Regions from separate parts of the Homo sapiens genome. Here regions 2 and 3 are each linked to region 1. Evidence: chromatin contacts called from ENCODE Hi-C or POLR2A ChIA-PET data. All regions are on one chromosome and are shown on one strand. The core of a region is the stretch at or near the end of the contact, and the rest is flanking DNA. Distances in the headings are between cores, read along the strand shown.

Evidence for each region. A loop is a pair of places that touch in the nucleus more often than their neighbours do. ChIA-PET counts read pairs that join two places held with the same protein, here RNA polymerase II (POLR2A). Pooled maps may share reads with other maps.
Region 2: a loop to region 1 is called in a pooled map, with 2.3 times the contacts of the local background. The contact joins two enhancer-like sites. A Hi-C loop is called at or near these places in 1 of 168 maps with a recorded cell type or tissue (mammary epithelial cell) and 1 of 50 pooled maps. POLR2A ChIA-PET finds 5 or more read pairs at or near these places in 3 of 52 experiments (AG04449, GM12878 and Panc1).
Region 3: a map of mammary epithelial cell shows a loop between it and region 1 (3-fold over the local background). The contact joins the promoter of P3H2 here to the enhancer-like site in region 1. A Hi-C loop is called at or near these places in 19 of 168 maps with a recorded cell type or tissue (Caco-2, Calu3, GM12878 and 13 more), 3 of 37 single-sample maps with no recorded cell type and 11 of 50 pooled maps. POLR2A ChIA-PET finds 5 or more read pairs at or near these places in 3 of 52 experiments (IMR-90, MCF 10A and Panc1).

What each region holds. Positions count from the first base shown.
Region 1 is chr3:190,183,293-190,187,530 of GRCh38, forward strand. No RefSeq gene overlaps it. Among named protein-coding and RNA genes, the nearest start is that of P3H2-AS1, 64 kb to the left of the region's middle. RefSeq lists an enhancer at 78-207. Within about 2 kb of position 2,164, at least 2 of the 41 ENCODE cell types and tissues checked have a DNase peak (open chromatin) inside an H3K27ac peak, as active enhancers do; they include mammary epithelial cell, where a contact is called at or near this core.
Region 2 is chr3:190,062,191-190,066,428 of GRCh38, forward strand. All of the region lies in intron 1 of P3H2 (prolyl 3-hydroxylase 2), which reads right to left. Among named protein-coding and RNA genes, the nearest start is that of P3H2, 57 kb to the right of the region's middle. RefSeq lists a silencer at 2,050-2,344. Within about 2 kb of position 2,139, at least 2 of the 41 ENCODE cell types and tissues checked have a DNase peak (open chromatin) inside an H3K27ac peak, as active enhancers do.
Region 3 is chr3:190,119,083-190,123,320 of GRCh38, forward strand. P3H2 (prolyl 3-hydroxylase 2) reads right to left here and starts at 1,815. Exons shown (of 15, transcript NM_018192.4): 1 at 1,170-1,815. The coding sequence starts at 1,649. It overlaps P3H2-AS1 (P3H2 antisense RNA 1), which reads left to right and starts at 1,882. Exons shown (of 4, transcript NR_126419.1): 1 at 1,882-2,007. RefSeq lists silencers at 1,292-1,371, 1,582-1,811, 1,758-2,052 and an enhancer at 2,022-2,201.

The DNA.
Region 1 (4,238 bases), core at 914-3,413:
AACGAGTTGCTGTCTGCCAGACCACAGCATGAGGCAGACAAACAGAAAACAATGAGGTCATGCAGAAGTAGCTCATTACGCTGAACCCAAAAATAGAAGCCTGACAACCCAGCTTGGTGTGATGTTGAAAAGCACTGGACTGGCAGTCAAGACATGTGGGTTCCAGTCCTAGTGTTAGTGGCAACTTGATGTATGGTTTTAGTCAATTCCTCCTGTTTTTGGCCGCAGTGTCTCTGCTTATGAACAAATAATGAAGGAATAAGATTAGATAACACCTATGGCCTTTGCTAGTGTGGCAATCAATAAATATATATTTATTTAGCACCCACTATGTGCCAGGAATTTTACTATGTCCTGGGAAAACATTAGTAAACAAAACAGACTTGATGCCTGCCTTCATTTCAACATGAAGAAAGAGCCAACAAATGGATTTATCTGGCCTTCACAGGCCTCGAATATCCTCTGGGGAGTAAGAACACTCCAGTTCTTTTGCTATGCCCGAAAGGGGATATACATTTGTATTAAAATTGCAACTTTTCTGCCATTCTCTACCTTACACTCTCATTATTTCTTACTGGAGTGGTAACAGTCACCTCTTCACCAGTCTCCTTGTTCCCATTGTCAGTCTTCGTATAACCATGCAAATTGTTATCAGAAATTGTTATCAGTGTTTTCAGAAACTGTCAATATCATTCTTCTTTTCAAAAGTCTTATTTTCCCTGGGACACACAAAAGTAAGTACAAATTTCTTAAGATGAAATTGAAAGACTCCCGTAGTCAGCCTGAAATCCCCTCTCTTATTTTCATCCATTACATGTATACATGTATTAGTCTATGCTTTGCTGTTGTTGTTGTTTTTCTTTTTTTGAGACAGAGTCTTGCTCTGTTGCCCAGGCTGGAGTACAGTGGCATGATCTTGGCTCACTGCAGCCTCCACCTCCTGAATTCAGGCGATTCTTGTGCCTCAGCCTCCTGATACCTAAGACTACAGGTGTGCACCACCACGCCAGGCTAATTTTTGTATCTTTAGTAGAGACAAAGTTTTGCCATGTTGGCCAGGCTGGTCTCGAACTCTTGGCCTGAAGTGATGTCCCCTCCTCAGCCTCCCAAAGTGCTGGGATTACACGCATGAGCCACCGCACTAGGCCTAGTCTGTGTTTTAAAGGAGACAAGCTACTTAACAGCTATAATCCCTATCGCAATCTGAGTTGTCAGTTTCTGTCACTACACCAAGAGCTCTTGGAGAGCAGGGATGGCTCCTTATATATCTCTGAGTCCTGGTGGCAAAACTGCACTTGGTGGCACACTAGGCACTGTAAGTGTTTGTGGAATTGATTGGTTGCTCTTTTAGCAGGATCTCTCCCTACCTGTTTTGTCTCTCACACTACAACCTCTCAATAAATAACTGCTGATTGTTGTCTAAACTAGTGCTGCTGATTGTTGTCTAAACTAGTATGATCTTTGAACTGCTAACATCGGCTTGATCTAGGAACTTGTTAGAAATGCAAATTCTTAAGACTTGATCCAAGTTTTTTTTTTTTCTTTTTTTTTTTTTGGCAGGGTCTTGCTCTGTCACTCAGGCTGGAGTGCTGGAGTACAGTGGTGTCATCATAGCTCACTGTAACCTCAACCTCCTGGGCTCAAGAGATCCTCCTGCCTCAGCCTCCGGAGTAGCAAGGACTACCAGGTGCACACCACCACACTCAGCTAATTATTTTATTATTCTATTTTTGAGACAGAGTTTCGCTTTTGTTGCCCAGGCTGGAATGCAATGGCCCAGTCTCAGCTTACTGCAGCCTCCACCTCCCAGGCTCAAGCGATTCTCCTGTCTCAGCCTCCTGAGTAGCTGGGATTACAGGTGTGCCCCATCACGCCCAGCTGATTTTTGTATTTTTAGTAGAGATGGGGTTTCTCCATGTCGGTCAGGCTGGTCTCGAACTCCTGACCTCAGGTGATCCATCCGCCTCAGCCTCCCAAAGTGCTGGGATTACAGGCGTGGACCACCATGCCTGGCCTAATTATGTTATTTTTTGTAGAGATGGGGGTCTAGCTATGTGGCCCAGGATGCCAAGAGTGTGGGAATTAGGAAATCTCCAGAATCGTTATGCATGCTAAAGTTTGAGAAGCACATTCCTAAACCATTACCAGGAACGAACTTACAGATTCTGGGAAGATGCTGACTCATGTTTCATTTAATAAAAATGTGGTTATTTAACCAGTGCCAAAACGCCAAGGCGGGGGATTCCATTAGTTGGTAGAATCTTAAGACATAGCCAAGATAAAGCCTGAGTATTGGCAAAGGTGGGACAAAAGGCAAGAATTTTTAAAGTCGCTTTGCTTATGATGGCTCCAGCTGTAGTGTTCTGCCCCACTCCCAATGAAAAATAGCAAAAATCAGCACTTGCTAAGTTCACACAGTATAATGAAACTCCCCTGTAGTATAGTGTTGCTGTGTGTTAGTCAAGGGCTAGGAGGGTGTTAATATGTTAAGCCTCACAGAAAATACAATTTTATTGTATAGGAACCTTTATAATACCAATCCTTTATTCACTAATTAGATCATTTATTATTTCCACTAATATTTATTGAGAGCCAATGATGTATAATCTGTATGCTAACTATTGTGGAGTTACACAAATAAGTAAAAGGCACAGGCTTCACAGTTAAATTGCTGACAGTGTAATGGAGGTAACGCACAATGAATATGCAGTTTTAAAACAATGCCATTTGTATTAACTAGGAGTAAATACCAGCTGTCAAACAGCCCAGCACATGAACACTAACCCAGTTTAGAGGGCTCAGAGAGGCTTCCTGGAAAATATAGTATGTTAGTTGAGGCCAGTAGCATCAGTAGGAATTATTTAGGCGATGGGTGCAAGGAGAAGGAATGAAGTGGGGAATAGTGTGAAAGGATGTTGCATGTAAAAGATATTGCATTTATATAAGCCAGAAAACAGGGTGGGAACCGCAGCAAGGTGCCTTCATAGGACTGTAGCTTGTTCATACTGGACAAAACGTAGAGTACAAAATGGAGTGAGGAGAAATGAGGGTGGTGAGATACAGGACCAAATTGTGCAAGTCTCCTAAACCACAATAAAGTCTTCTAAACCATATTTGTCCTGGAGAAGGAGTGAAGGAGATTAGAGTGGGTGGGTGGCAATCAGCCAGAAAGCACTGAAAGGTTTTAAAGCGGTGAAATAGCTACAGTCTATTTCTGCTGTAGAAGTAGTGTGGCTACAATGTGCGTAACATTGGAATGGGACAAGACTGGAGGCAGGGAGGCCACATAGAAGAATGGTGACTTGAACTAAGTTGCAATGGAGAAGGAAGAGAGGTGGACTCAAGAGGGTAAGTACTAAGAAGCAACAGCTTGATGGTATACTGGATGTGGAATCTAAGGTGGTGCCTAAGTTCAGCCTTGGGTAAAACAGTGGGTTCACTGAGATAGGGAATTCGAGAGTTGTAGTGCAGTGGGGATCCAGGGTTGGAGGGGACAGGAGTTTTGAGACAGTGATGACTAAGTGACCTGCTTTAACCCCAAAGTGAGAGCATATTTGAAAGCTGTAAGCCTGTTGCTCTTCAAAAGCACACTGTGGGCCGGTGTGGTGGCTCATGCCTGTAATCCCAGCACTTTGGGAGGCCGAGGCAGGCAGAGCACTTGAAGTCAGGAGTTCGAAACCAGCCTGGCCAACATGGTGAAACCCCGTCTCTACTGAAAATACAAAAAAATTAGCCAGACGTGGTGGCAGGTGCCTGTGATCCCAGCTACTCAGGAGGAGGGAAGAGAATCGCTTGAACCTGGAAGGCGAAGGTTGCAGTGAGCCGAGATTGAGCCAGTACACTCCAGCCTGGGTGACAGAGCAAGACTCTATCTCAAACAACAACAACAACAAACCACACACAAAACCACACACACACACACACACACACACACACACACACACGCACTGTGGAACTACCAGTTCTCTTCTGAATTTCCATGCTATTTCTGAATGAATATGCTTCATTGCGCAGAACAAGGGCGTACTGGGCACTCTGGATCAAAGGTGAGGCTTAGCAGTAAAATCGCTTTTTGTCCCACTATGCAGTTCAGTGAGCCAAGGAAAAGATTGAAGACCAAAGATGCTGCTCTTGTGTTGCTCTATAACCTGCATTTTAATTTTTTAGTTTGTGAAGTGGGAGAAATATTAACTTATTTTTCACAGCTGACCTAAAAACTTTTTAATTAAATATAAAAC
Region 2 (4,238 bases), core at 889-3,388, 120 kb before region 1:
AAGCTGCAATACTATCTCTTTGCTCTCAAACCCTTCCTTATTTGCTTCAACCCTAATCTTTCCCCCTGTATCCATGGATCCTTATAATTACCTGTCTTTTGGCATCTCCTAATTCTGTGTCCTATATCATAAACTAATGTACATGACAAATCCCCTCCCATCACAATCCTTGATGCAAGCATCATTTATTTAATGCTCTAGTCTCAAAGTTCCTTGCACAGAATATCCCCATTTAACAAATTCAAATTGAATAAAGAAATAATTTTTCACTCTTAAGAACTAGCTCTAATAACTAAAACTGTGGCCCATACATTACCCACTGCTTTATCACTAAATGTAGAATATCCACACTTGTAAGTCGTGGACTTAATAGGTGTCCAGTGAATATTTACTGATTAATAATAAGCCTGGCACTATTATTATGTATAAGCATTGCGTTTTGAAATAAACCCAGACTTCCTTTGTTGGAATCCCAGCTTACCTTCTAACTAGTGACATAACCTTGGGCAAGTTACTCAATCTCTCTGTGGCTTGGTTTTATCTTCTGTAAAATGGAATTAATAATAGTATCTTGCATCAGTGAGATAACGTTATTCCCCACTGATTCAATCTTACATTTACAAACTCCATATCCTAACCACCACCAAGGACTTGAACAGGAAGCAAGACCCTGGCATAATGAACTGGTGGGAACAGAATACCAGAATGGGATAACATCAGAATTGGGAGCAAGAATGTGGAGCAGGCAGTAGTTGAGGGCCATGAGCAAATTCTATTGAATAATTTTGTTTAAGATTAGCTCTGAGCTTTCATCATTAAGACTTTTAATCAATCAGAGAAGTTATATAAAGCTATTCTTCTATTAAGCCAGTGTATTTGGGCCCAAACCACATTCCCCAACAAATGGCTCCTGAGATGTTTTAGTTTAAATTTAGGAGTTCTACTTTTTACAAATGGCTTCATAATCTATGAAAATGGTGCCATGGGGTGTACACAACTACTGGTAAATGATAAGCTGCTTCTAGTTAGTTAGTGCTGGAGTCTGCAGATAGCAAGGGCTGTGGATTATTTAATGTGATCAGTAATCTGACATGAAGAGACAGTATTTATCATTTCCATGCCTGAGCACAGCATCCTACTTGTCAGCATTCCACAGGCAAAAGCAAATGTTCTTGGGAAAAAGGCATTTTGCTAAACTTTTGCTCTGGTCAATACGTTTGGCTATTGCATTACAGACAGTACTAATGGTTCTCTTTAAATAGGACAACCACATCAGACACCGCTTGCTACCAAAGTTATTTTTAAAAATCATACCTGCAGTTGCTTTCAGACTTCCATTTTTTAAGTTTAAAAGCTTCCCTTTGCATGATTAATGTGTTACTAAATACCAGGTGTGTGCTTTGTTAGAGATTCAGATAACAGTGCTTCAATACAATTTCCACCCTTGATGTTCTGTGACATATAAATGTGTGAAAGTCTCCTCACGCCCACTGTGGTGGTGGTTGTAATTACAATGTTTATTTTTGGAGTGAGTGAAGCCTGTATGGTGACCATTAGAGACTTCCGAGCTGCCTCTGGAACATAAGCTGTTACCCCAGGATATGCAGAAAAAGATGGGGAGCAGATAGGCAGAGGCTTTAAAGAGAGCAGCCAATTTGTTACTTTCTGCGAGAAATGAATTTGAAGAGCCTCCTTGCTCTTTTCACCATGAGTTAGATTTGAGAATGTTTATACTTAACTATATATCTATTTAAGCATTTAAATTTAAATAAACATTTAAGAAATCATTTTAGAATAAACTTTTTTTTTTTTTTTTTTTTTGAGACAGGGTCTCACTGTTACCCAGGCTGGAGAATAGTAGGGCAATCATAGCTCACTGTAGTCTTGACCTCCCAGGCTCAAGTGATCCTCCTGCCTCAGCCTCCCAAGTAACTGTGACTACAGGCACACACCACCACACCTAACTTTTTTTTTTTTTTAATTTTTAGTGGAGAACAGGCCTTACTATGTTGCCCAGGGTGAACTCCTGTTGCTCAGTTCTTGAAATCCTGAGCTCAAGTGATTCTCCAACCTCGGCCTCCCAAAGTGCTGGGATTATAGACATGAGTCACTGAACCCAGCCAGAATAAATATTCTTAATAACTAAATTCTTGGCTACACTTCAGTAACTTTGTTTCTGATCCTTCCTAGGGAGTGAGTCAACAAATAGGGCTGTGCTGGAAGGGCTAGGCTGATAGCTGCTCAGTAAATCTCATCACGGTATGACTCTTCTGAATCTGAAGTCGACAGGTTTAAGCAAGGGGATATTTTGTAACTTAAAATATATTTAAATAACATCTGATGTACATTTCCAGTCTTTGTGCATTCACATATATATTTATCTATTCAGCCTATTTTTATTGAGACAATGGTATGCCAGATACTCTGGAAGTCACCAGGGACAAGTGCAGAGCAAAAATGGGTATATCTGAGGCTTCACTGAAGTAACAGTCTAAATGTACATATTTATAATAACAAAGATGTCTATATTTGAAAAATATAAAATTTGAGTCATACCGTATAGTTTTGAAAATCCCTCCTAAATTAACATGCTGTCTTAAGCATTTTCCTGGCAGCAGGAAGTAACAGGACATATCAGAGGCTATAAGATAAGCCTTCTTGTTTTGTGTCAGCCAGTCTTCTGATATACAACAAAATCAAAATGTAAAGCAGCTTCCTTAGGTGCAAACAGTAGACTGCAGGGGCTGTTCAGCTAATTCCATCTTCTAGGAAAAGCCTGTTGTTGCGTAAAGAGTTTGGGCTCTTGGTTTCTGGTAGGCTGGCTCTCCATAATTGGAGGACTCCCTGCCTAAAAACTGCTTATGCCAGAAGGCACTGATGTCCAAGGTCTCCAGGAGAGCACTGTCTCCATTAAAAAACCGAGTCTCCCCAAGGCAATGACAGCATTTCAGATTCCATCTGGTTGTTCACTAAACTTGTTTCCCTGTCATCCTGGGCAAAAAGTGAGACAATATTGTTCAGTCCTTTTGCATTAATGTGACCACAAGACTGAGTTATACATCAGAATATGGATGCAGGTGATACATGCCATTCCCAGGCTTGGCCCATAAAAACCTTCCATGGAATCCATTACCCTCCCTCCCTTTCCTTGTCTATCAACTGGTTGATGAGTGTCAATACCCAGGAGGATTTTGAAGCCATTTGTTGAAGACGTCAGAGGAAGAGTACTCCTCCCCATCACCCAACACCTCTTGAACTTTATATGAGAAATAAACTTTTATTGTTTTAAGCCACTGAGATTTAGGAGTTTCTCTTTTACAACAGTCAGTGTTATGTTAATCAGTAACGACATAGAGATTTTTTTTTCAGTACTGCTCCTATAGAATTACTTTCTAACTGAAGACTCTCTCTAGTCAAAGTCTTAGTCAATACAGGATTCAAAAAAATATTGTTTGGCCTATTCTGTCATTTCCTTAATTATATGAAATGTCCTACACGTATTTGGTCATCATATCTGCCTCTGTTACCAAGATATAAGTAAACCATTCTGGGCTACTGCAATAGCCTCCTATTTGGTCTTTCATCAGTCTCCCCTCCAATAATCTATAATTTATAAAAGTTTATGAAACACTTTTTGATGTGGACATTTAAGGCTATGAACTTTCCCCTTAGTACCGCCTTTGCTGTATCCCAGAGATTTTCATAGCTTGTGTCACTATTGTCGTTCAGGTAGAAGAATTTTTAAATTTCCATCTTGATTTCATTGTTGGCCCAATGATCATTCAGGAGTGTGCTATATAATTTCCATGTATTTGCATGGTTTTGAAGGTTCCTTTTGGAATTGATTTCCAATTTTATTCCACTGTGGTCTGAGAGAGTACTTGATATAATTTCAATGTGGAACAGATCTAAATGTCCATCAATCAACGAGTGGATAAAGAAACTGTGGTGTGTATATATATATATATACACACACACACACACACACATATATACACACATATATATATGATGGAATATGGATATATACATGTGGCATATACATACATATATATGATGGAATATATATATATGTGGTATATACATACATATATATGATGGAATACTACTCAGCCATAAAAAGGAATGAATGCATGGCATTCACACCAACCTGTATGGGATTGGTGACTATTATTCTAAGAGAAGTAACTCAGGAATGGAAAACAAAACATTGTATGTTCTCACTCATAAGTGGGAGC
Region 3 (4,238 bases), core at 565-3,064, 65 kb before region 1:
TGACAAGAGCAAAACTCCGTCAAAAAAAGAAAAGAAAAGGAAGAGAGGAGAGGAGAGGGGAGGGGAGGGGAGGGGAGGGGAGGGGAGGGGAGAGGAGAGGAGAGGAGAGGAGGGGAGAGGAGAGGAGAAAAGAAAGCAAAGCAGAGCACAGCAGAGCAGAGCAGAGCAGAGCAGCCTGGTCCATTGGCTAGCATGAACAACCAACCCCAAAGCTTCCACTTTTCCGGTAGCTGTAGAAGATACATTGATATATTAACACAGAAAACGAGAAAGAAGGGTTAAGAGTGTCAATTTGAAGGAAAATTGGGTGAGTGGCAGTGGAGGTTGAAGAACTCATTCAAATTCCCTCTGCTGAAGCATCCAGAGAGATCTTCAAAGTTATGGATGTGAACAATATGTCAATATGCATACTATACCTCCTGACGCTAACTTTAGGCAAGTTAGGCATACAAAAATAAAACTAGAAAGAGAGGACTGATGCCTAGTAACCCAGTCCAATGCATACCACCAGAAAACGTAAGCCCTCTATCAAAGGAGAAAAAGTCAACACTTAGGGTGGATACTTTGACTGAGACTGCCTCAAACAGCTTCGCCTCCTCCAAGCATACCTTCTCTTTAACCTTTGATCTTTACTTTTTTGTAGGTGAAGGGGAGAAGAGAGAGAAATTTGTTTTGGAACAGGTCTTTCAACTTCACTATTTTGAAGATTCTTTTAAACTTCAGAGAAAAGGTGCAGACTACAGTATAGGAAGGATAAGAGAGAGGAGACAAAAGAAATGGGAAGTGAGAAGGGAGAAGAGAAATGGGAAGTGAGAAGGGAGAAGAGAAATGGGAAGTGAGAAGGGAGAAGATAAATTGTACTAGATTCAGCTTTGTCAATGCCTCATGAATTAGTGCTGAATGGGTACTTTAAACATCACCTTATCAGGACAGTCCTCTTTTTGAGAGAGAAGCTGGCTCTGAGAAAGAGAGAAAAAGACTTGTCCAAGTTAATCAATTGTTGCATACAGAGATAGGGCCACCAGATATCTGGATTCACAAACTGAGACACATATTTAAGGAGACCCAATTCGAAAGACTGAACAGAGATGACGGGGGCAGCAGGGAGGGCTCAAGAGAGCGTGTGAGAGCCGCAGGGGCTTTGCAGTGGAGGAGCGCTCTGTGGGTACCTTGATGTAGGCCCGCTGCAGGTAGTTGTAGGGCACTCTGCGCTGGAAGTCGCTGCGCACATCCTCGCTGACGCGGTGGCGGGATGCGGGGCCCCCGAGGCGCTGGGTCTCACAGCTGCGATAACAGCGCGCCCGCCCCAACAAGGAGCGGAAAAGGGGCAGCTCAGCGCCGGGGCCCTCGCCGGGGGGCGGGGGCGGGAGCGGGTGGCGCGCCGCGCAGTGGCGGGCACAGCGCGTGCGGATTTCCCGCAGGCGCCGGTGGCTGCGCAGCGCCGCTTCCAAGTCGCGCACCGCTCGCTCGTAGTCTCCGCTGTAGTAGGCGGCCGCGCCGCTGGCGTAGAGCAGGTCGAAGGGCTGCAGAGGCCCGGGCTCCAGCTCCAGCTCCCGGCGTGGGCTGTCCGGGGGGCCGCCCCACAGTGGCGGCGGCAGTAGCAGCGGCAGCAGCAGCAGCAGCGGCGGCGCCCAGATGCGCTCCCGCATCCTCCGCCTCAGAGAGGCGCGGGACGGTTACGCTCGAGAGGGCTTCGGGGCACCTCGCGTCCGGGTCCCCTCTCCCACCTTCCCTCGGGGAAGCGCGCCGACTCCGCCGCGATCTGGCCGCTCCGCGAGCCCCAGGTGACCGCCGGCGCTCCGCGTACTGAGAGGCGGAGGCCGTGCCTGGCCAGCCGCTCTTAAAGGGACGCCCACAGCTCACACGCTCCTCCTGCTGCCTGAGACTCCGAGAGCCGCTCTCCCAGGCTCCCCGCTGCAGCGGCGGGGCTGCCAGGGGCGGCACACTCCAGCGCCAGCCAGAGAGCTAGCGCCGCTTGAGGCCGGCCGGGGACGAGGCGCTTTACACGTGAGCTCCCTTCTGGTTGTACAAGTGGATAGTATTAGTCTTCTTTTTGGGAAATAAAGAAAATCCAGCTTAGCAAGGTTAGGGCCTTAATCATATTCTGGAATCTCTGTATGGCCTCGCAGTTTGCAGAGTGCTTCACCTTCTAAATGAAGCCTGGAGCGCCATTTCAGACTGAATCAAACCGTAGATGCCATGTGTACCTACGCAACAAATCTGCGCATTCTGCACGTGTATCCCGGAACGTAAAGTTAAAAAAAAAAAGAATAAATAAATAAATAAATAGAAAAAAAACCCATAGAGGCCCTGTAGGCCCAGATGCGGAGGTTTAAGAAGATAAGTGATTTGCCTAAATGCATAGAGCTGAGAAGTGGCAAAGGACGGACCCAACCCAGGGCCTTTAGAACCAAAGCTTACCGCTTCTTCTCTTGGGGAAGGTTTCTCCCTTACCTTTTCGTCCAACTTGGTGTGGATGTGTGTCCGGGCATTGGATCAGGGCGCTGGGCCAGGGGAAGAACAATATATAGCCTGCCTTTCCTGTGCAGCCCGTGGTTTTACAGGGCCCAGAGAACCTTTGGAGGCAGGAGGAGCTGTACTCGCATTCTGGCTCCGTCCGTTTACCAGCTGTGTGACCTTGGCAACTGAGGGCCTCAGTTTCCTCATCTCCTAAACAGCCAGACGCCTAACACGTAAAATGCTATTCAGAAAAAAATTCTTGCTGTGGGCCAGGTGCAGTGGCTCACCCCTGTAATCCCAGCACTTTGGGAGGCCAAGGCGGGTGGATCACCTGAGGTCAGGAGTTCGAGACCAGCCTGGCCACCATGGCAAAACCCCGTCTCTACTAAAAATACAAAAATTAGCTGGGCGTGGTGGCACGTGCCTGCAGACCCAGCTACTCAGGAGGCTGAGGCAGGATAATTGCTTGAACCTGGGAGGTGAAGGTTGCAGTGAGCTGAGATCATGCAGCCTGGGTGACAGAGTGAGACTCCGTCTCAAAAACAAAAAAAACAAAGAAAAAGAAAAGAGAGGAGAGGAGGGGAGGGGAGGGGACGGGAGAGGAGAGGGAAATTCTTATTCTAAGAGTTGAACAAAGAGGCAATTTAGTATATCCCTTACCTCAAGGAATTAAGCAATCTGCATCAATCTAGGAATGAGAAAGCTGACAGAAATGGTTGCCAGATTCCAAACGACTAGCTGGAGGCTTCCTGTTCCTCCCCTTCTCCTCTGTCACGAATACATTCTTAGCCAAGGTGTTCCCCTCTTTCGTGTTCCTTGGCTTCACACTCTCACAAGAATATTGGTTGGACCCTGGATCCCAGCCTGCCTCCTGGAGGCATTTCTGTGGTCTTCTAGTGCCTGTGAGAATCTCATCAGTCTTTCAGCCCCTGCAATGGTGAGCAGAGGGACAGGCAATGGGAAAAAGACTCACGCATGTATCTAGTTGCTATGATTTTTCCGAAGAAGGCTTTTATGTGGAATCACCACTACGCTGAGGGGCTTGCCAGAGATTCATGCTGATTCCTTCATTCATTTTGTTAGGTTTGACCACTCAGGCCATGAACAGCCCTGGCTGTGTAATTCCAAGAGACACTGATGAATCATGCTCTTTTTTTTTCCCACCAAACGTTACTAATTCGGCTCATATCACTGATGAAAAAGCTCCAGTTTGGAGCTGAATGTATATTGAATGCCTTGGATGGTCAGTGTTCCAGAATTAGCACATCAGTCATCTGCCCAGACTTTTTCTCTAGAGATTGTCTGTTTTCAGATAAAGATTTTGGAGTCTAGTCCAGGGTTATCAGTCCACTTGTGGAAGGTTTTGAAGCACATCAGGATAGGAACTCCTGCTGTGGGACTGAGGGCAAAGTGCCAGGATACCTTGCTACATTCTATTTGTACATTTGGTGACATTTCTACATCATTTAATATATTTCAATTAAATTAACAATTTTTGATGCCTACTCTTAAAGTAAATATTCTAGGTGAAAGAGAAGATAAGTCAGGATTCTTACCTTTGGGAAGCTCACAGTACTGTATAGGAAACAAATTTGATATATATAATGTATACAGCTATAATACAAGGTAGAATGTGGTACGTGTTAGATTAGATTGAAAGTGTTGGCCGGGCGCAGTGGCTCACACTTGTGATCCCAGCACTTTGGGAGGCCGAGGCAGGTGGATCACCTGAGCTCAGGAGTTGGAGACCAGCTTGGCCAACATGGTGAAATTCCGTC